Regions from separate parts of the Homo sapiens genome. Here region 1 is linked to region 2. Evidence: read pairs that join two places in POLR2A ChIA-PET (ENCODE). Cell type or tissue: Panc1. All regions are shown on one strand. Each heading gives the region's core, and the rest is flanking DNA. Links, peaks and the distances in the headings are about the cores only.

The links. Peaks named below come from ENCODE experiments on the same cell type or tissue, not always from the same donor. Only the 100,000 strongest peaks of a DNase experiment are listed, where the experiment ranks them.
Region 1: POLR2A ChIA-PET joins it to region 2 with 5 read pairs; 1 of 35 experiments calls an interaction of 5 or more read pairs at or near these places.

Annotation. Positions count from the first base shown.
Region 1 is chr7:12,541,130-12,551,288 of GRCh38, reverse strand. C7orf78 (chromosome 7 open reading frame 78) reads right to left here. Exons shown (of 6, transcript NM_001386514.1): 6 at 10,019-10,159. Among named protein-coding and RNA genes, the nearest start is that of SCIN, 25 kb to the left of the region's middle. In Panc1, for the core only: no CTCF peak of the experiment used is centred there; a DNase peak (open chromatin) is centred at 6,491; H3K27ac peaks cover 2,180 bases.
Region 2 is chr7:11,901,132-11,911,290 of GRCh38, reverse strand. The region is part of intron 1 of LOC124901589 (a long non-coding RNA gene); the gene reads left to right. Among named protein-coding and RNA genes, the nearest start is that of THSD7A, 74 kb to the right of the region's middle. In Panc1, for the core only: no CTCF peak of the experiment used is centred there; no DNase peak of the experiment used is centred there; H3K27ac peaks cover 463 bases.

The DNA.
Region 1 (10,159 bases), core at 3,510-8,509, 640 kb before region 2:
GTATTGATTTACAGATCAAAGTTAGAATTCAGCGACCTGAATTAGAGAGCAAAAGGAGCCCAAGCCTTGAAAAAGGCAAGAAGAACCCTCAAAATGCTCACGCATGACTCAGAGGAAAGAATAAGATTCTTGGGATGTTAAGAGTTTGACAACTCTAACCAGGCTCTGTGGTCTGCTTTTGCTTTCAAGCTGATCCCAATGGAGAGTTTAAGAGGTGCAGGTTCCGGAGACCAACTGTATGAAATAAATTCCAACTCTATCGCCAACTGTGTGACTTGAGCAAATTGCTTTTACAAAGGGAGAATACTGATTTCTAGCTCAAAGGATGATTCTGAGGATTGAATCAATTTGTTATAAAATGTGGAGGATAGTGCCTAGCACAAAGTAAAGACACAGTAAATATTAGCTGTTATATTCTATATATATGTATATATGGCTGGGACTACAGTCGCTTGCCACCACGCCTGGCTAATTTTATTATTATTTATTTATTTACTTACTTTTTTTCTTTTTTTTTTTTTTGAGATGGAGTCTCGCTCTGTCGCCCAGGCTGGAGTGCAGTGGCGCGATCTTGGCTCACTGCAAGCTTCGCCTCCCGGGTTCACGCCATTCTGTTGCCTCAGCCTCCTGAGTAGCTGGGACTACAGGTGCCCGCCACCATGCCTGGCTAATTTTTTGTATTTTTTAGTAGAGATGGAGTTTCACTGTGTTAGCCAGGATGGTCTCAATCTCCCGACGTCATGATCCGCCCGCCTTGGCCTCCCAAAGTGCTGGAATTACAGGCGTGAGCCACCGTGCCTGGCCAGCTATTATTATTTCATAAACGCATATATATACAGGCTAAAGCAAGTGTATGTGTGTGTGCACGCGTGCACACATGTATGCAAGCATGTGTGTATACATGTATGTATATTTACACATAGGCCTGTAAGAATATACATATGTATAAGTATGCATACATATATATGCACCAAAATAGTGTGCCTTTTGGTTTTATCTTAAATTTTTTACTTGTCATGGACCAATTTTCAAGTAAGTATATATAGCTTTATCTCATTTAAAAAAATTACTGTCTTCTATCACATTGTATAGATGTACCATTGTTACACTGGTGTACCTTTAGTTTTTCTTTCCAGGATTTTTGCTTTGCAAATAATACTTAAAGTTACAGGTTTCTATATATTACCTAGTATATGAGTATCATTCTTTCTGAAGAATAGATTCCTGGAAGTGAAAGTGATGGGTCAAATTATATTTATATTTTAAATTTTAATAGATTCTCCCAAAGTATTCCCCAAGTATATCATACTACTTCATACTCCTAAAAACTGTGTGTAAGACTTCATTTTTTCAGACTTTAGCCAGATAATGCTAACAGTTTAGTTATTGAAAATCCAGTGGGTACAAATTGTATTGCATTTGGCTTTAATTTGCATTTTCTTGCCGATAGTGAAGTTGAGCATATTTATACTTTTTGGCTGTTTACAGGTATTTTGTGACTTTTATGTTCATAGTATTTATATGTTGGTCTATTGTGTCTTTCATTTCTTTAATCATTGTGTATGTTAGAAATATTAACTCCTTGTCTCATATATGTTTTACAAATATTTTATCCTAATTTGTTGGTTGTATCTGGACTTTTTTCCTCTTTAAGTTGGACTTTCCACACTGAACTTAAAATATTCTCCCATAGTGCCTTCTAATACTTTTATAGCTTTATTTTTTCCCTTTAGATATTTAATCTACATATACTTATGCATATGATGGCTGAAAATATATAGTTTTATTTTCATCCACATGGGTGCTTGATTTTTTCATAGTAGAATAAGTACAAAATCCGAGCTAGAAATTGAGAAATGAATAGGATCTTACAAATTCCTTAGTCCATGGTTCCATTTCACTATTCAGATGACTAATTCCCACCAAAAGAAAACCCCAGAGTTTAAGGCAATTTGATTTGAATGTTAAAGTTTGCTGGCTCATCTGAAATTACGTCATTTGGTCAGATCATCTCTTGCCATGACATTTCCTGCTGCATGGGTCTGCATTAATCAATTTGGCTTGTACTGTTTTCACGTTTAGCTTCCCCTTCTAGATATCTTTGGCCTTCCCTAAAATTATACCCCTTTACACACCATTATTTCAAACAGATGGTAATGATTATTATTGCATCTTTTCTGTAAGATAATGTTTTGTTTTGTTTTTTCAAAATTCTGAGAGTTTCTGCAACTTCTGGTTTGGTTCAACTCTCTTCTGAAAATAACAAAGCTTAATATTCCATTAATAAATGGCTACCAGACAGGAAGATACTCATTTTTGTAGGCCAGGCTCAGGTAGGAAATATATATGAAATTTGATTTTTAAAATGTATGTATATCGGCACATTTGGGCAAAAGTTCTAAAGGGATAAGCCATGGTACAAGTTTTCATGTTTTATTTTTTATTCTTTTTAGACAGGGTCTCACTCTTGCCCAGACTGGAGTGCAGTGGTGTGATCACAGCCCACTGTGGCCTTGACTTCCCGGGCTCAGCTGATCCTCCTAACTCGCCTCCTGAGTACCTGGGACTACAGGCATGCATCACCACACCTGGCTAATTTTGTATTTTTAGTAGAGACGGGGTTTTGCCATGTTTCCCAGGCTGGTTTCAAACTTCTGGACTCAAGTGATCTGCCCACCTCAGCCTTCCAAAGTGCTGGGATTATAGACATTGAGCCACCACACCTGGCCACAAGTTTGTTTTTGAGAGGAATTGTTTTAATTTTTGTTAGCATTATTTATTAGCATTTATTGTTGTTTCAGTTTTAGTTGCTGAAGTAACCATATTGGTTGAAGAAAATTTAGAAAATACAAGGGTAAAGAAAAATTATGGGCTGGGTGCAGTGGCTCACGCCTGTAATCCCAGCACTTTGGAAGGCCGAGGCGCATGGATCATGAGGTCAGGAGATGGAGACCATCCTGGCTAACACGGTGAAATCCGGTCTCTACTAAAAATACAAAAAATTAGCTGGGCGTGGTGGCAGGTGCCTGTAGTCCCAGCTACTCGGGAGGCTGAGGCAGGAGAATGGCATGAACTCGGGAAGTGGAGCTTGCAGTGAGCCAAGATCACGCCACTGCACTCCAGCCTGGGCAAGAGGGCAGGATTCTGTCTCAAAAAAAAAAAAAAGAAAAGAAAAGAAAAATTGTGTTCTGACATAATCACTTTAAATATTTTAATCTATATCTTTTTTAGTTTTATATATACATATGCAGTTTTTGACCAAAATTAATATCATAATGAACATATTTATTTTTTTAATTTACTTTTATGACTTAAAAGAGTAATTGAAAATTATGTGTTTAGCAATAAAACCTGGAAAGACTGATGGCAGTTCAACTTACAGTTTGCTCTTGCCCTTTGAAGAGGATGTATCTCTTTCACTTGATTTTACTTTTTAAAACTTTTCTCAATTCTTAATAATTATGTTTTCTTCCTCACTTTTTGAGAATAATGGTGTCAAATTGCTAAAAAAAAATCACCACTTTGGAAAGAAACCAGAATATTTTCCTTCAACAGGAATCTGGGGTGAAATGAATAAATTATGTAAGTTCAAGTTATTGAGCAATTTTTCCCTGTGAGTGGACAAGTATTTGAAAGAAATAAAGAATACTAGATCAATGCAGCAAGTGGATCTAAGAAAGTATGATGTACCATTATAGAATGTTTACCTGGCATTCAAGAAGATAATTCAAAGCTACTATAGCAATAACTAAAGGTAAATATATGGTTTGAAAACAATGTTTAGATAGAAAAAAAGAGTATTAATTATCTAAACCTTCAAATAAAGGAGATAGAAAAAGAACCACAACATAGACAAAGAACAAAACATGAAATAAGGGAATAATAAAGATAATGCCACTAAAAGGAAATGGAAAACAGAGAGGTAATTTCCACAACTGAAAGTTATTTTTCAAAAAGATTAGTGGGCCAGACATGCATTTGAACAGATTGATCATTAGTAAGAATGTATATATAAACAAAACACAGAATGAAGTATTAGTAGATGAAATAACAAAAGATATAAAAGACATAATGAAACATCAAGTTGTGACTAGTATAATAATTTGATAATACATTAGAAAGCCAAATGAAATGGGCAAATGATTTAAAAATGTAAAGTGACAAAATTAGTAAAACATAAAAAAAACTTGAATAGGCTAATAGCCACTAAATATATTGAATTACTATTGAAAATGTTTTTTTATCTTAGGAAGTACCAGAAAAAGAAAAGTCTACGGGCAATTCCTACTACATATTCATGCAACAATATTAATCCCTATTTTATACAGGTTTAATCAAAAATAGGAAAAGAGAAAAAATGTCAAAGTATTGTTATGAGGCCACATTTTATTGCCCTTGGCCACATTTCCTCAAGAAGACTTTTACCTTTCAAAACCATTAAGCAAGGAGCTTTTTCTACTTCCATTCTATTTCAATTTCTATTTCCTTTTCAATTTAAAAGGCCTTCAGAATTGTATTTTTTATAATGAGAAAAAGAATTAGTTCCCTCTGTTTTCCATCTATCAAATAAGAGCAATTTACAAGTCAAACCTACAAAATAGTACTGAGAGAACAAAAGTGCTGAATTTTATTCCACTACAAAAATTTTAATATTAGCGCTTCTCTCCCTTAGTAATGTTTTAACTACTGATGACAGGTTTTATAATTAGTCATAAAACATTTTAAAATAAATTCTTGCTATTCATTCTGGAAAACAGAAAAATCATTTATCTAGTGTAAAGAAAGAGTGGAAAAACCTTTGTTCATATGACGAATTTTTTTTTAGAGACGGGATCTCCCTCTGTCACCCAAGATGGAGTGCAATGGTGCGATCATGACGCACTGCAGCCTTGAAACCCCTGGGTTCAAGCTATCCAACCTCAGCCTCCCCAGTAGCTGGGACTACAGGTGTGTACCACTACACCTGGCTAATTTTTAAAGTTTTTTGTAGAGAAGGAGTCTTGCTATGTTGCCCAGGGTGGTCTTGAACTGTACCCTCAAGTGATCCTCTCACCTTGGCCTCCAGAAGTGCTGAGATTATAGGTGTGAGCCACTGCACCTGGCCTGAATCCTTAATATTAATATATATATATTTTTGAGACAGAGTCTTGCTCTGTCACCCAGGCTGGAATGCAGTGGTGTGATCTCGGCTTACTGCAACCTCCGCCTGCCACATTCAAGCAGTTCGCCTGCCTCAGCTTCCCAAGTAGCTGGGACTACAGGCGTGTGCCACCATGCCCGTCTAATTTTTTTATATTTTTGGTAGAGACAGGGTTTCACCATGCTGGTCAGGCTGGTCTCGAACTTCTAACCTCATGATCCTCCCACCTCGGCTTCCTAATTTAATATTAATTTGTATAGCAATTTTATATAAATTAATATTTAATTTGTATACAAATTAAATATTAATTTGTGTAGCAAATGTTTAGTGATCTAATAGATGTAGGTTGGAAGAGCTTATGTTGAAGTAATCTCTGCATATAGCATAGTGCTTACTAGCTCAGGCTTTGTAGTTAATAAGCCTGGATTTTATATCCAGGTCTTCTTTACAAGCTGTGTGGCCTTGGGCAAGTTATGTAAACTCTCTTAGCCTCCTCATCTTTAAAATGGTAACATTATTTTAGAGAGTTTTTGTGAGAATTAAATTAGGTGATGAATATATGTAAGTTAAGAATAGCTGTCTCACAATAATCTTCATCTTAGTTATTATCTGTGCTATGATGTTTATTGTTGGAAGAGTTCAATTATAATGTAAAGAATCTTTAGCTAAAAGTTTAAGCAACATAATATACCTGATTGACAAAAATGTCTTCAAAATAACTTTTTGAAAGACACATTTATTTTGCTAAACGAAATAATGCTGTAGAAAGATTCCACAGGTTTTTACTATCATCTAATGTCCTGGGATCCAATGAAAAAGACTAAAATTTGTGGTTGAAAAGATTTTTTAAAATCACCAAAAACTTGGAGATAAGGCCAATGAAGTACAGCATGACCTTTCAACATCAACCTGGGGAATTGGTTAATACGCCCATCCAATTAATATCAAATTATTCAGAGCTACACTGTCCAATATTTTAGCCATTGACTATATGTGGTTATTGAGCACTTGGAATGTGGCTAGTCAAAAGTGAGATGTGGTTTAAGTGCAAAATTTTGGAGTACAAATACAATTTCCATTTTTAATGCAATGAACAAAGAATCTTAGTAGAAAATCTACCCACCTCAGCCTCCCAAAGTGCTGGGATTATAGGCGTGCACCACTGCGCCTGGCTGAGAATATTCTTGATATATTGAGTTACATAATTTTTTTGTTAAAATTGTTTTCACTTTTTTTTTTTTTAACGTACCTGCTAGAGAATTTCAAATCACATAGTGGCTTAAATTATACTTCCATTTGATGGTGGTGGTTTAAAGGAATGCAGCTCTGTATGACTCACTGTTTACCATTAACTAAGGTCCTGACTCTCTAAAATTACATGTTACGTGGTAGATTTCATTCCAGTAGGAATGCAAATGATTTCTCTCTGGTAGAGAGGATAATTCCATCGCTTATGATTTTATTGTCCTGAAAGATAAGCAGCTTTGTAAATAACCTAGGAAGCCCATAAAAACATTTTTTAAACATGTGTACAAATATCCAGAACTTCAAAATGGCCTTTTATCCACCTTTCTTATTTTCTTGATTCCCTCATTGAAGAGTTATAAATCTTTGCTATGTGTTCAGGCTAGTGATTTAATAGATTTTTGTTTGTTTGTTTGTTTGTTTTGAGACAGAGTCTCACTCTGTTGCCCAGGCTGGAGTGCAGTGGCGTGATCTCGGCTCATTACAACCTCCATCTCCCAGGTTCGAGCAATTCTCCTCCTCAGCCTCCTGAGTAGCTGGGATTAGAGGTGCAGGCCACTACGCCCGGCTGATTTTTGTATTTTTAAGTAAAGATGGGTTTCATCATGTCGGCCAGGCTGCTCTTGAATTCCTGACCTCAAGTGATCTGCCTGTCTCAGCCTCCCAAAATGCTGGGATGACAGGCGTGAGCCACCGTGCCCGGCTTAATAGATATTTTAGAAGGCTTAAAATATTTCATTTTCAACTAATAATATACATGAAAGTTATTGTCTGACTTTCCGAAAATTATATACTTTGATGCAGGTAAGTCCTTATTATATTACAAATATATAATAACGTTAAATTAGCTTGGCTTTTACTGCCCTTCTTCTGTTAACTAACAGCATGATAATTTTCCTAAATCCAGCTATGACATAATCTAGTATTGTTCTGAAAGTCACTTTGTAATCCAGAATTCACAAACTACACAAAGATAAATATAACCGGAAGTTTATAGATTGCTGTTATCTGTTGTTTGCAAGGATGTGAGCATAGATATCATAGTTTTATGTTAATGTAGGCTATTTATTTCATGCTGCTTTGAGCAGCTAATCATTAATGTTCTCAGCAAGCCTTAAAGTTAAGCCGGTATTTGTCTGGCTCTGATGAAAAGACATAGACTTACCAATAATTTAAGCGCAAGCATTTCCTTAAAAGTTTCATTTTTTACCTCATGTGGTGGTATTTCTACCTCATGTGGTCGTAATTCTACTTTAAGTTCAATGAACAAGAATCTTAAAATTTTAACATTCCTGACAGATGCAAAACAGTGGAAGTACATATGACTCCACAGAGGTGTTAATTTATAAATAAAAGTTAGTGCTTACCTAGAAATCAAACTTGGTTCTCTTCAACTGCTAGTGGATGACTTTGATTTTTGTGGGCTCCCCAGAGTGGGAATCAATAACTAAGTTATCTATATTTTATACAGCTCTCAGACTATTGGAGTGAAGTCATTCATTGAAAACTATTTATAAGCATCTACTGTACATCAGCTACTCTCCTTGGCACTGGGACACAACAGCAAACACATGACAAAATCCCTTCCTTCATGAGGTTTCTCTATTATTTGGAGAGGCCCAGTAATTGGAAAAGGGTAGTTGGAGATGAACACAAAGAAATAACCAGGACTACATAATGAAGGGCATTAGAAGAACTTTGGCTTAAGATGTAAAGACATTGGAGGGTTCTAAGCAGAAGAGTAATATGATAAAAATTGCATTAAAAAAAGTCAGACAGACAAGTCTGCTGTTGTGTTGAGGATAGACTGAGGTGGGTGTTACCTCCAGTGGACATGTAGATTGGAGACTATTGTAATAATTAAAGCAAGAGATGATAGGGTTTGGACTGGTGTATTTACTGGAGGCAGCAGAAACTTGTTGGGCTCATGATATAACAGCTTATAGGCTGTAAGATAAAAAATGAAAAAAAGGGTGTCTCCATTTTATTTTTATTTTTTGCCTTAGCAAGTACAAGAATGGAATTGCTATTAACTGAGATAAACAAGACTGTGCAGGAATTGGCAAATAATATCAGGGTTAAATTTTGGATCTGGTGAGTTTGAGAGAATGTCTAAAAAGAGATCACGGGGAGATGTCAAGGAAGTTGTCCTAGGTGAGCGTCTAAGAGTCTGGCGTTCAGAAGATATTTCAGTGCTGGGTATATATATTAGGAAGTCTTGGGTGTGAACGTGTTATTGGTGACATTTAAACCAATAAGAATGAATGACATTAGGAGGAGGCTGAGGTGGGAGAATCAAAGCCAGGAGTTTACAGTGGGCCATGACTGTGTCACTGCAGGAGTTTACAGTGGGCCATGACTGTGTCACTGCACTCCAGCCTGGGCAAGAAAGAGAGACTCTGTCTCTAAAAGAAAAAAAAAAAAAATAAAACGATGAGATTACCAAGAGAGTGTATATAGATAAGAAAGAGATCAGGCCTAGGACTAAGTCCTGGGGCATTTCAGCCTTTCTACTCGCATAACCTGAGTAAATTCAGGTATCTGATTTATTTAATCCAGTATTTGCTGCATTTCTTTTTCTAAAGAGCACATTTCTTTTCAAGAATTACACATTAAAATTCCAGGGAACTTAAATTATGCAAAATATCCTTTGGGAAATGATTTAATTTCATTGCCTCATCTTTCCACTTAATGTTGCTTATGTCAACAATGCTATTAAATACGTACTTGCCTTTATTTCAGTAGTTTTCATAGTGAAATTGGAAAGGTGATAGGATAATCCATTTGATAAAACTGGCAATAGCATTAAATCCTACCCTCCCCTTTTATTAATTTTCAATTATAATCATCAAATCTTGATCAGAAGCAAAGAAGTTTCAAGTCATTTGTTTTCTTTCCCTCAAAATATTTAAACAAAAATTTAGAAAATTATTTTAACATGTTAAAAGACAGACCTTTCCTTCTAGTTGGAACTATAAATTCTCCAAGCCTGGTGTTCTTTAAGAAGGACATTTATTATTTCTGTTACTTGGAGATCTTCTCTCTTTTGATATACTTGAGTGTCTCAGAGAAGCTTCTTAAAGTGTATTAGAAAAAACTGAAAAATGAAGATTCAAATATTGATTTCAATATGCCATAAACATACTAAATAAATGTTGATTATTTCAACCTATGCCACCTTGTATATGTGAACACAAAGCTCATACATATACTCTTTTTCTTTTCTTTTCTTTTTCTTCTTTTTTTTTTCAGAAATAAACACTATCACTAACCATCTGGTATCCTATGATTCCTGAAAATAAAATCTATTTCTAGGAACAATTTAAACCGTAGAAGAACTTCACTGTGTCATGAATTAAACTTTCCTATTTTTTTGTCTTTGGATGACATCCTCTGGGAAAGTGCCCCATTTATATTTCAGTGACTTCAATTCTGGTTGCTACCTTGTTCTCTATTTTTTAAAGTAAAAATATTTGATTTTTAACTACTACTTTCCCACACAGCATAACAGTCATCCTTTAGTAGAATATATGCTATATCCAGAGAATTCTTATTTCTATGAAGGAGGCAAACAGATAAAATTTGCAATCTTTGGCCTTAGAGAAACATGGTGGTCAAAATTAGTAAGCATTATTGTTGTTTGTCTCACATTAGCTTTACCTGAGACTAGAGCATCTTTAACTTTGGACATTAACAGAAAGCACATTATCAGCATTTCCACTCATAGTTGCAAGATCTAACTTTCACAAACTAAATCAAAAGCCTTATGATTGG
Region 2 (10,159 bases), core at 3,534-8,533:
CAAAATTCATTTGAAGCTATAAAAATTGGGAATTTACCTGAAGTGGGATTGAATTTAACCAAGGCAAGGCTGATATTAAAGAGGTGCACAGCGAGCAGTTTTCTTGACAGCATGTTTTAAAGGGGGCCAAGAAATCTCACCTACTAAAAAAAATTCTTCCCAATAAATATGCCTCATTCTTATTCACTTCCTTAAAACTTGATAACATCTGACCTTGTTTTTGAAGGAGTAAATATTGCTCAAAAGGATACTATTAGGATGTTATTAGTAACTCATAGCATAATATAAATTGTTGCATTAGACTTTTCTTCTGTAGAAGGGGATTTGGGCAATAGGACTTTTGATTAAAGATTGGGGCACACATGAAAAGCATAATAAATTTTGGTAATTTTACAGATTTTTCTGGCCTAAGAAACATTCATATCGATAAGCTTCAGGCTTATGCTTTTTCCCACTAAGAAAACACACTAAAGTTTATCAAGAAGGCTGATTCATCCTGAAGCAAGTCTAAAGAGAGTAGTGGTTCATTGCTGTGTGTTTAAGCCATAATCCTATAGAATTTTAGTGATTTTCAAGGCCCAGCTGTGTGTAGACGAAAAAAAAAAATGCCCCCCAAAACATTCTTTATTTTGTACTTCATTTTGTAGCCAAAAGATAATGCTGTAAGTACGGTGACAATCTGTTAGACAGCCAATTCCATTATGCTTACGTTAGAAAATGAGGCTTATTCCTTTATTTACCCTGAGGCAAGGAATAGAGGAAGGCTTTCTGAATCTTGGAGAAATGGCTTTCCTCTAATCTTAGGGCCAGGGTGCAGACTTTGAGAATTAGGTCTCTTCAGTCATTATGAGTAATGTTCAAGTCACCATGGCACTTTGAGATATAGCCTGTGTGAGTGTAAGCCTAATATGTTTGAATAGACTGGAATTATGTAGAAAAAGGTAATTGGAGCTCTTGATTAGACATATTTGTTGCCTTTGAAAACTTCTTGGCTTCTTTTCAGGAAGCACCTTTGCAGCAGATTTAACAAGGCTTTTCTAGGCTACTAATTCACCAGACATTTTAGCCATTCTTGCCTAGTTCAATAAATATTACATGGGAATTGATGGGCATAAGTGAGGATTTTGATACAAACACTCTGTGGAATTAACTGCACAAAAGAATGAGGCTTCTTGGCTGGAAGAGCAGATTTCTGGTTGTATCTTGTAACTAGGACAAATTGCTTTTGTATTGAAGCATCCATATGGGTTTACATGAGTAGAATAATCAAAAAGAGGAAGACAACTTATGGAAGGTTGTCTTACTATTAGTCAGGGTAATAGAATCAATATCTATATATCTATATATTTACATACCTATATCTATATCTTAAGAGATTTATTTTAAGGAATGTCTTATACAATTATGGACTCTGACATGTCCCAAGATCTGTAGTTCAAAAGCTGAAGACCCAGGAAAAGCCAATGGTATAGTTCCAGTTTGAATACCTGCATACTGAAGATCCAGGAGGAGCCAATGTTTGAATTCAAATACAAAGGTAGGAAAGAAAAGATGTCCCAGCTTTAAATTATCAGACATGAGGAGTTCACTCTTACTCCTGGGAGAGCCAGCCATTTTGTTCTACTCAGGCCTTTGACTGATTGGATAGGGCCCACCCCTATTAAGGCGGGCAGTCTACTCTACTGAATCCATCCATTCAATGGTACTCTTATCCAGAATCACCCTCACAGACATACTAAGACTGTTTGACCAACTGTTTGGACATCCCATAATCCAAAGTGGCACATAACCTGTGCCATTACAAATGTTTAGCCAGGCTAACTTCAAATTCATGATTTTTTTTAACCCATTGGTTTACTAAGCTTGCAATTACAAACAACGAGCCCCAAATCTAATGAATAATGAAGCCTGCAGGGAGAAAGGAGTTGAGAACTTGTTTGCCTGCAGTAGAAGCAGTTGAATTACAGTAAGAAGAGTAAGAATAGTTTAAAATGCCTCCCAAAACATTCAAATGGTATAGATGTAGCAAGGGTTGGTGGGGCAATAGGAAACTCATGGGGGCTTTAGAAATTGGGTAAATCTGTCCCGTCTTGTAGGCTTTTACTTGAAAACTTCACTGGATACTCAGAAAAATTGGAAAGAACTCTAAGAAATATTGACTGTGATCTAACCTTAAGGAAAAGCAACAGCTGTGCAGTTAGATGCAAGAATCTCCTGGAGCCTTCTCCCCTTCAGAATGAAAGTTTTAATCTGTGGTTTAAGAACAAGTGCTGCTGCCATTAGAACATCAGTTGCCACTCAGAGAAGGAAGTAGAAGAAAAAAATTAACTTTTGGAGAGGAAGGACTACCTAGTGAACCCAAAACTAGGGTGAGGAGCAAGATAACTTATAAAAGATATACCCCAGAGACATGCTGCATATCTAAGATGAGGCTTAATCAGAAGAACAGGGACTAATATGTCCCCCTTCTCTCAAGGCACATCACTCCCCACTGCCAACCTAACATATTCAGAATACTGCTAGAGGATGACAGAACTAGAGCAAACATATAGACCCTCTCTAAGCACAGGGCAAAGAGAAGACCAAAATTCAAAATTGCTAATGTTTGCTCTGGTAGCCATTCCCACTCTAGGCACAAGTTATCTCTATAGGAGATTGGAGTGACAAAGAAAGCTTATTAAAGCTTTCTAAATTTAGACAAAAATTATAATGTCAAAAAAGTAAAGTACTTATAAATTAACAAAATACATGCAGAATGTATATGCCAAAATCTACAAATCATTGATTATAAAAATCAAAGATCTACATAAATGGTAATACATGGAGTGCTCATGGATTGGAAGATACGATGATTTCTAAGTAAGAATAAAGTCTTTGAAAATAGTTTCAATGCAATTCAAATCAAAACCCCAGCAGACTTTTTTCTTCTTTTTCTTTTTTGAGACAGAGTCTGGCTCTATTGCCCAGGCTGGAGTGCATGACCCAAACATAATTCACTGCAGACCCGACTTCCAGGGTTCGGGTGATCCTCCTGCCTTAAGCCTTAATTTTTTTCTTATAGATGTCAGTAAGCTTATTCTAAAGTTTATGTGCAAAGATGAAAGAACTAGAGTTTCAAAATTAATTTTGAAGAAAAACAAAGTTTGACTACTCACTACCCAATATCAAAATTTAATATAAAACTACAGTAATCAAGGCAATCCAGTGTAAGTAATGATTACATACACATTAATTGAACAAAATAGAGAGCTCAGAAATAAACCCACATAAATACAGTTAACTGATTTTGACAGAGGTGCAGAGGCAATTCAATGGATAAAAGCCTGTCAACAAATGATGTTAGAGCTACTGAACATTTATATACACAATGAGCAAGAAATTCATGACTTATACTGAAAGCTAATATATAATTAACAAAAAATAAATAATAGAGTTTAACGTAAAATGCAAAAATTATAAAACTCTGAGAAAAAATCGTGGGAGAAAATGTACACAATTATTTGCTAGGCAAAAGGTTTTTAGATACGAAAGCATAATCTATAAAATAAAACATTGGTAAATTGGACTTAATCAAACTTTAAACCTTTTGCTCTGTGAAAGATGCTGTCAGAAGATTAAAATATATGCCATAGACTGTAAGAAAATATTTGCAAATCACATTTCTGACCAAATAAATTTGTGTCCAGACATATGAAGAAGTTCCTAAACTCAACAATAAGAAAACAACCAAACAAAAAGAGGTAAAAGAGAATTTATATTTCAGAAAGGTGAAGTACTCATAAATGTCCCTATTCTTCTTATGAAGTATAACTAAAAACTCTGGACATTATGTATAATGCAAATATAAAATAACTGTAAATGGTGGAGAGAACACAGACACACTAGGGTACCTCTGACCCAAGAAATTATGTGGTGGTGAATTTCTTGGGTTTTCATTTTGCCTTACATATTCTAAAATAGGACCAGAAGTTGGAAACCTAGAAATACCAATGGGCACAGACAAAAGAAGAAAAGCCCTCTCTAGCCAAAGGATCAGAAAAGAGACAGCCTCACCAAATAGAGAACTTTTAGACAACTTCTCTACACAAGCCAAATGCCACAGAAAATTAACTTTGGTCCCCTCCCTGATCCATGCCAGTAAAGTTGAGTAGAGTTCATAGATTACACTCTCATCAAGTTGTAACAAGGTGCCTCCAATTCTGACTGCCTTGGTATCACACAATGTTAAATAAGAAGTTTGGACTTTCATCTTTACCATTCAGTAACTAAGACCCCATAGTGTCACTGGGGACCACTTAAAAACTTTAGACTTTCATCTTCCTCAGGAAGTAATAAGGTACCTCTTTCTAGCTCTGCCATGGTATTGTCAGGGAATTGGGAAGAGGGAAACAGAATCACACAATTAGAACATTACATTAATAATTACCACAGGCAACATCTGATGCATGCTAAAACTAGTGGATATAAATTTAAATAGGTACAAAATATGCACATAGTTTCTAAGTGTCCTTCCCTCCCCCAAAATTATTTAACAATTAAGTAGGAAAAAATAATAACTATAGAGTGGACAATCGAGGCATGTAACAGTTTAAGCAAGTATCAACCTCATATATTTCCTGATGTGATGTGAGAAGACATCACCTTTGCATGATCCTTCTTAACAATGCATAGCCTGAGTCTATTCGTGAGAAAACATGAGACACTCTAAGTTGCAAAACATTCTAAAAAGTAACTACTTTAAAAAAGTGTTATGGTCATTAAAAAGTCTATGATAAACTTTGAGTTAATTTTGTAACTGGTGCAATTAAAGGAAGAGTCAGTATTTATTTTTATTGTTTTTCCTTATAGGTCAACCAATTGTTCCAGTGCATTGAAGGGCTAGCATTTCATCATCGAATTGCTTTGTACCTATGTTGAAAATAAAATGGTGATGTGTATGTGGCTGTATTTCTGGACTCTACTTCATTCCATTAAACTCTTTATTTTTGGCCAATACCAGACAATGTAGACTACTGTAAATATATAATAATTCTTGAAATGAAAAGAATAACATCTCTTAGTCTTTTTCTTTTGTAAGAATTGGTTTATCTCTTTTAGATTCTTTATATTTCCGTATATATTTTAGAATTAGCTGCTCTATTTCTTTTTCAAAAAAGCCTATTGCATTTTTTGTTGAATCTACAGATCAATTTAGAGAGAATTTGTAATATAACTTCCATCTAAGAAAATTGAAGAGAAAATTAAACACAAAGCAAATTGGCATGCTACCTTCCCATAGCTTTGACATTTCACAATTGAAAAAAAAAATCATTAAGCTTCATCATGGCAGTGAGGAAAAGATTTGTAAAAAGGAGGAAAGATATGAGTAAAATTAGTTCATTGTAGGATTTGGGCCCAAAAGGAATTAGGAAACAATGAAGATATGCTGCTCAGAACCTGGCCATAAACCACATTTTTGCCTTTTGTCCCAAGGATTTCTCTTTTAAAATCTTTTGGCACATACTGGCTAATTCAAAAATCTGTAATAAAGTTTTTCTTTTTTCACATGGTTTTAACTGCATTGTGACATACATGGAGTCCAGCTCTTTGGAATCTCTTTACCAGCTCTTTTCAATTTCTTTAAGTAGTGCTTCCAGGTTTATGCTATGTTTAACCTTCCCTGACTGTTCCCGTCTAAAGTTGGTCTTGTATTTCTATAATCACACTTCTATATGATCACAGTGTCCCCTTATATTACTTATATGGCTAGAAACTATGTGTTCATCCATATTAGTTTAGTTAGTCCAGTATATCTTTTCACTTAAACAAGAATGTTATATGCTTTCATGTTCACATATTTAATTGTAAAGACAGAAACAAAGCAGAAGTCAGATTAGTCTCCTTATTCTTGTCATAGTTTTTCATTTCTCTCCTTGGCAAACTGGTTTTATGTTAATACCAATAGATTAGAAGTGGCCGTCTGGAAGGCTGTATGGGCAAAGACTGAGAAACCACATCTCTAGTTAGTAGCTAAGTGATTTGAAAATGGCAAAATCAATTAACAATATCTGACAGTGATTTGGGCAGAAGCTGCCAGTGTTTCAAACCTGCATTATACTATTGGCCCAAATGCAGACCTATTCCTTTGCTAGTCCTCTCATTATAAACATGGTTCAAAAGGGATTTATAATGTTATTATCTTTGTCTAGGCTTATCATATCTATCTTATAGTTTATAGGAAAGTTCTAGTCATTGAATTTGGTTTCATATGATCATTTTTAATCACTGTATTTGCATTCCTATTTAAAACCAAGCTGATGCAATCTCTCTCTCTCTTTCTCTCTCTCACTCTCATCATCCTCCCTCACTGCTACCCCTCCCAATTCGCTGGTAATCAATATAATACTCTTCTATGAAATCAACTTTTTATAGGCCTATAATGGATAGACAAGTAAAAGACTGGTCTTTCAGAACAGATAGTTTGCAAAGTTTTTGGTGAAAGAATTTGATTAACTTAAATGACACCCTACATTTGGAAAAGGATTATAATCTAAATATGAAATCTTTGAAACATGGGCCTTATTAGTCCTAATTATTTTATGTAAAATTATTTTGTAGTTTTAATTTGCATTATTTTCTTTTTTAATCAATTTTTATTTGTAAGTGACATAATCATTGCACATATTGGTTGGGTACAATATGATGTTTCAATGTATAATGATCAAATAAGACTAATTACTATATTCATTACTTTAAATATTTATAATTTCTTTGTGGTGATAATCAAAACCTTCTCCTCTAGCTATGTTCAAATATACGCTACATTATCATGTGCTATAGTCATCTTACTGTATAATAGAACACTAGAACTTATTCTTCCTGTCAAGCTGTAACTTTGAATCTATTGACCATCCTCTCTCAATCCTCCCTCCCAATTCTCTGGTAATCAATATAATACTCTTTTATGAAATCAACTTTTTTAGATTCCACAAATGCATGAGATCATGCAGTGTTTGTCTTTCTGTGTCTGACTTATTCCACTTAACATAATGTCCTCCAAGTTCATTCATGTTGCCTGCAGTGACATGATTTTATTCTGTTTTATGACTGAATAGTATTTCACTGTGTATGTATATTATATTTTCCTCATTCAGTCATTAGTAGATGGGCATTTAGGTTGATATTTTTATTGTCTATTGTGTATAGTGCTCCAATAAACATTGGAGTGCAGATATCAATTTGAAACACTGATTTCAATTCCTTTGGATATATACCCAGTAATGGGATTGCTGAGTTATATGGTAGTTCCATTTTTAGCTTTATGAGGAAATTCTATACTGTTTCACATAATGGTGGCACTGATTTCTATCCCAGCAACAGTGCATAAGAGTTCCCCTTTCTCCACATCTTTGCCAGCTTTTGTAATTTTTTGTTTTGTTTTGTTTGTTTATTTTTTTATGATAATCATTCTAACTGGGGTGAGGTTATACAACATTTTGGCTTTGATTTCCATTTCCCTAATGATTAGTGATGTGTAATTTTTTTTCACGTAACTTTTGGCCATTTGCATGCTTTCATTTGAGAAATGTCTATTCAGTTCTTTTGCCCAGTTTAAAATTAGAATTTCTTTCGCTGCTAAGGGTTCCTTACATATTCTGGATATTAATTGTTTGTTGGATGCATAATTTGCAAATACTTCCCCCCATTCTGTAGGTTGTCTCTTCACTCTATTGATTTTTTTCTTTGCTGTGCAGAAGATTTTAGTTTTGTGTAATCCCATCTGTATATTTTTTATTTTGTTGCCTGTGCTTTCAAGGCCTTACTCAAAATATTGTTGCTGTCCAATTTCATGAAGCAATTTCCTTATGTTTTCTTTTACTAGTTTCATAGTTTCTGGTCTTACATTGAAGTCTTTAATCCATTTAGGGTTGATTTTTGCATAGGGTGAGAGATAGTTATATAGTTTTATTTTTTCTATAAGTCAATACTCAGTTTTCCCAGTACTATTTATTGAAAAGACTGCCATTCCCTCAATGTGGATCCTTGGCACCTTTGCTGAAAATCAGTTTCCTGTAAATGGATGATTTCTGGGTTTTCTTTTTTGTTCTGTTAGTCTATATGTCTCTTTTTATGCCAGTACTATGTTGTGTTACTTACTATAGCTTTTCTGTATATTTTGGAGTTAGGTAATGTAATGTCTTCGGCTTTGCTCTCTTTGTTCAACATTGCTTTGGCTCGCTGGAGTCTTTTGCATTTCTAGATAAATTTTGAAATATTTTTTCTATTTCTGTGAAGAATGTCATTGGCATTTTGATAAACATTGCATTGAATCTATAGACTGTTTTTGTAATATGAATATTTTGACAATATTAATTCTTCCAATCCATGAACATAGGATATCTTCCTTTTTTTTTTGTTCTTTTCCATTTCTTTCATCGATGTTTTATTGTTTTCATTGTAGAGCTCTTTCACCTCCTTAGTTAAGTTTATTCCTAGGTATTTTTTGTAGCTATTGTAAATAAAATTGCTTTTTGGATTTCTTTTTCAGATAGTTTACTGTTGACAAATTCAAGTGCTACTGATTTTTCTATGTTGATTTTGAATAGAAATTTGTGTTGTTTCTAATAATTTTTTTTGGTGGAGTGTTTAGGGTTTTCTATACATTAATATATGTGAAAATGTTATCTGCACACAGGAACAATTTAACCTCCTCCATTCAATTTGAATGCCTTTTATTTATTTCTCCTGCTTAATTGTTCTTGCTAGAACTTCCAGTGTTATGTTGTATAAACATGGGACGAGTGGACATTCTTGTTTTGTTCTAGATATTAGAGGAAAAGCTTTTAACTTTTCTCTATTCAATTTGATTTAGCTGTGGGTTTCTCATATAGGGCCTTTATTATGTTGAGGTATGTTCCTTCTATACTCAATTCGTTGACAGTGTTTTCATGAAGGTATATTTAATTTTATCAAATGCTCTCCCAGCATCTATTAAAATGATCATGTAGTTTTTGTCCTTGATTTTGGTAATGTGATTGTGTTTATTAATTTGCATATGTTGAATATTTTCTGCATCTCTGAGATGAATCCCACTTGATCACAGTGAGTGATTATTTTTAATGTGCTGTTGAATTGAGTTTGCTAGTATTTTGTTGAGGATTTTTTCATCTATGTTCATCATGAATACTGGACATTAGTTTCCTTTTTTGTTGTATCTTTGTCTGGTTTTGGTATCAGAGTAATATTGGCTTTGTAGAATAAGTTTAGAAGTATTCCCTCCTTTCAATTTTTTGAAATAGTTTGAGTAGAAGTGCTATTCTTCTTTAAATGGCTAGTAGAATTCAGCAGTGAAGCCGTCAAGTCTTGGGCTTTCTTTGATGAGACACTTTTTATTATTTCTTCATTCTCATTACTCATTGGCCTTCTCAAGTTTTTTATTTCTTCATGATTCAATCTTGGTAAGTTTTTGTGTCCAGGAATTTATCCATCTCTTCTAGGTTTTCTGATTTGTTGGGATATACTTGTTTGTGGTAGTCACTTATTATCCTTTGTATTTCTGTAGTATCCATTGCAGTGTCTCCTTTTATATCTCTGATTTTATTTACTTGTTTGTTCTCTCTTTTTTTCTTGGTCTAGCTAAAGGTTTGTCAGCATTCTTTATCTTTTCGAAAAAACAATAGCTCATTGTTTTGTTGATTTTTTTATATTTTGTCTCTATTTTGTTTATTTTTGCTTTGATGTTTATTATTTCTTTTTTTCTAATTATTCAGGTTTTGATTGTTCCTGTTTATCTAGTCCTTTGAGGTATAATGTTAGGCTGCTTATGTGAGATCTTTGTATTTTTTTGATGTAGGCTCTTGGAAATGAGGTTTACAGAATTCTGAAAACTCACTTAAATTGAACAAACTTTTAGCTGTAACAAAAGCTGGCTTAATGTGCATATTGAAACTAATATTCCTTGAAAGTGTTAGCTTCAAAAGATATCAGAGATATCATTTCAAGAAGTCTGTTTCTATAAACTTTTCTCTTAGAACTGCTTGTTTTCCATGCATTTAACGTCACATGAATACTTCAATTAGTTTAAGAATTGACTGCAGATTTTCAATGCATTGTTAAAAGAAAATAGCCTGTCCTAAACCAAAGATTTCTCATCAACATCCACACAAAAGTTTTTAGTGAA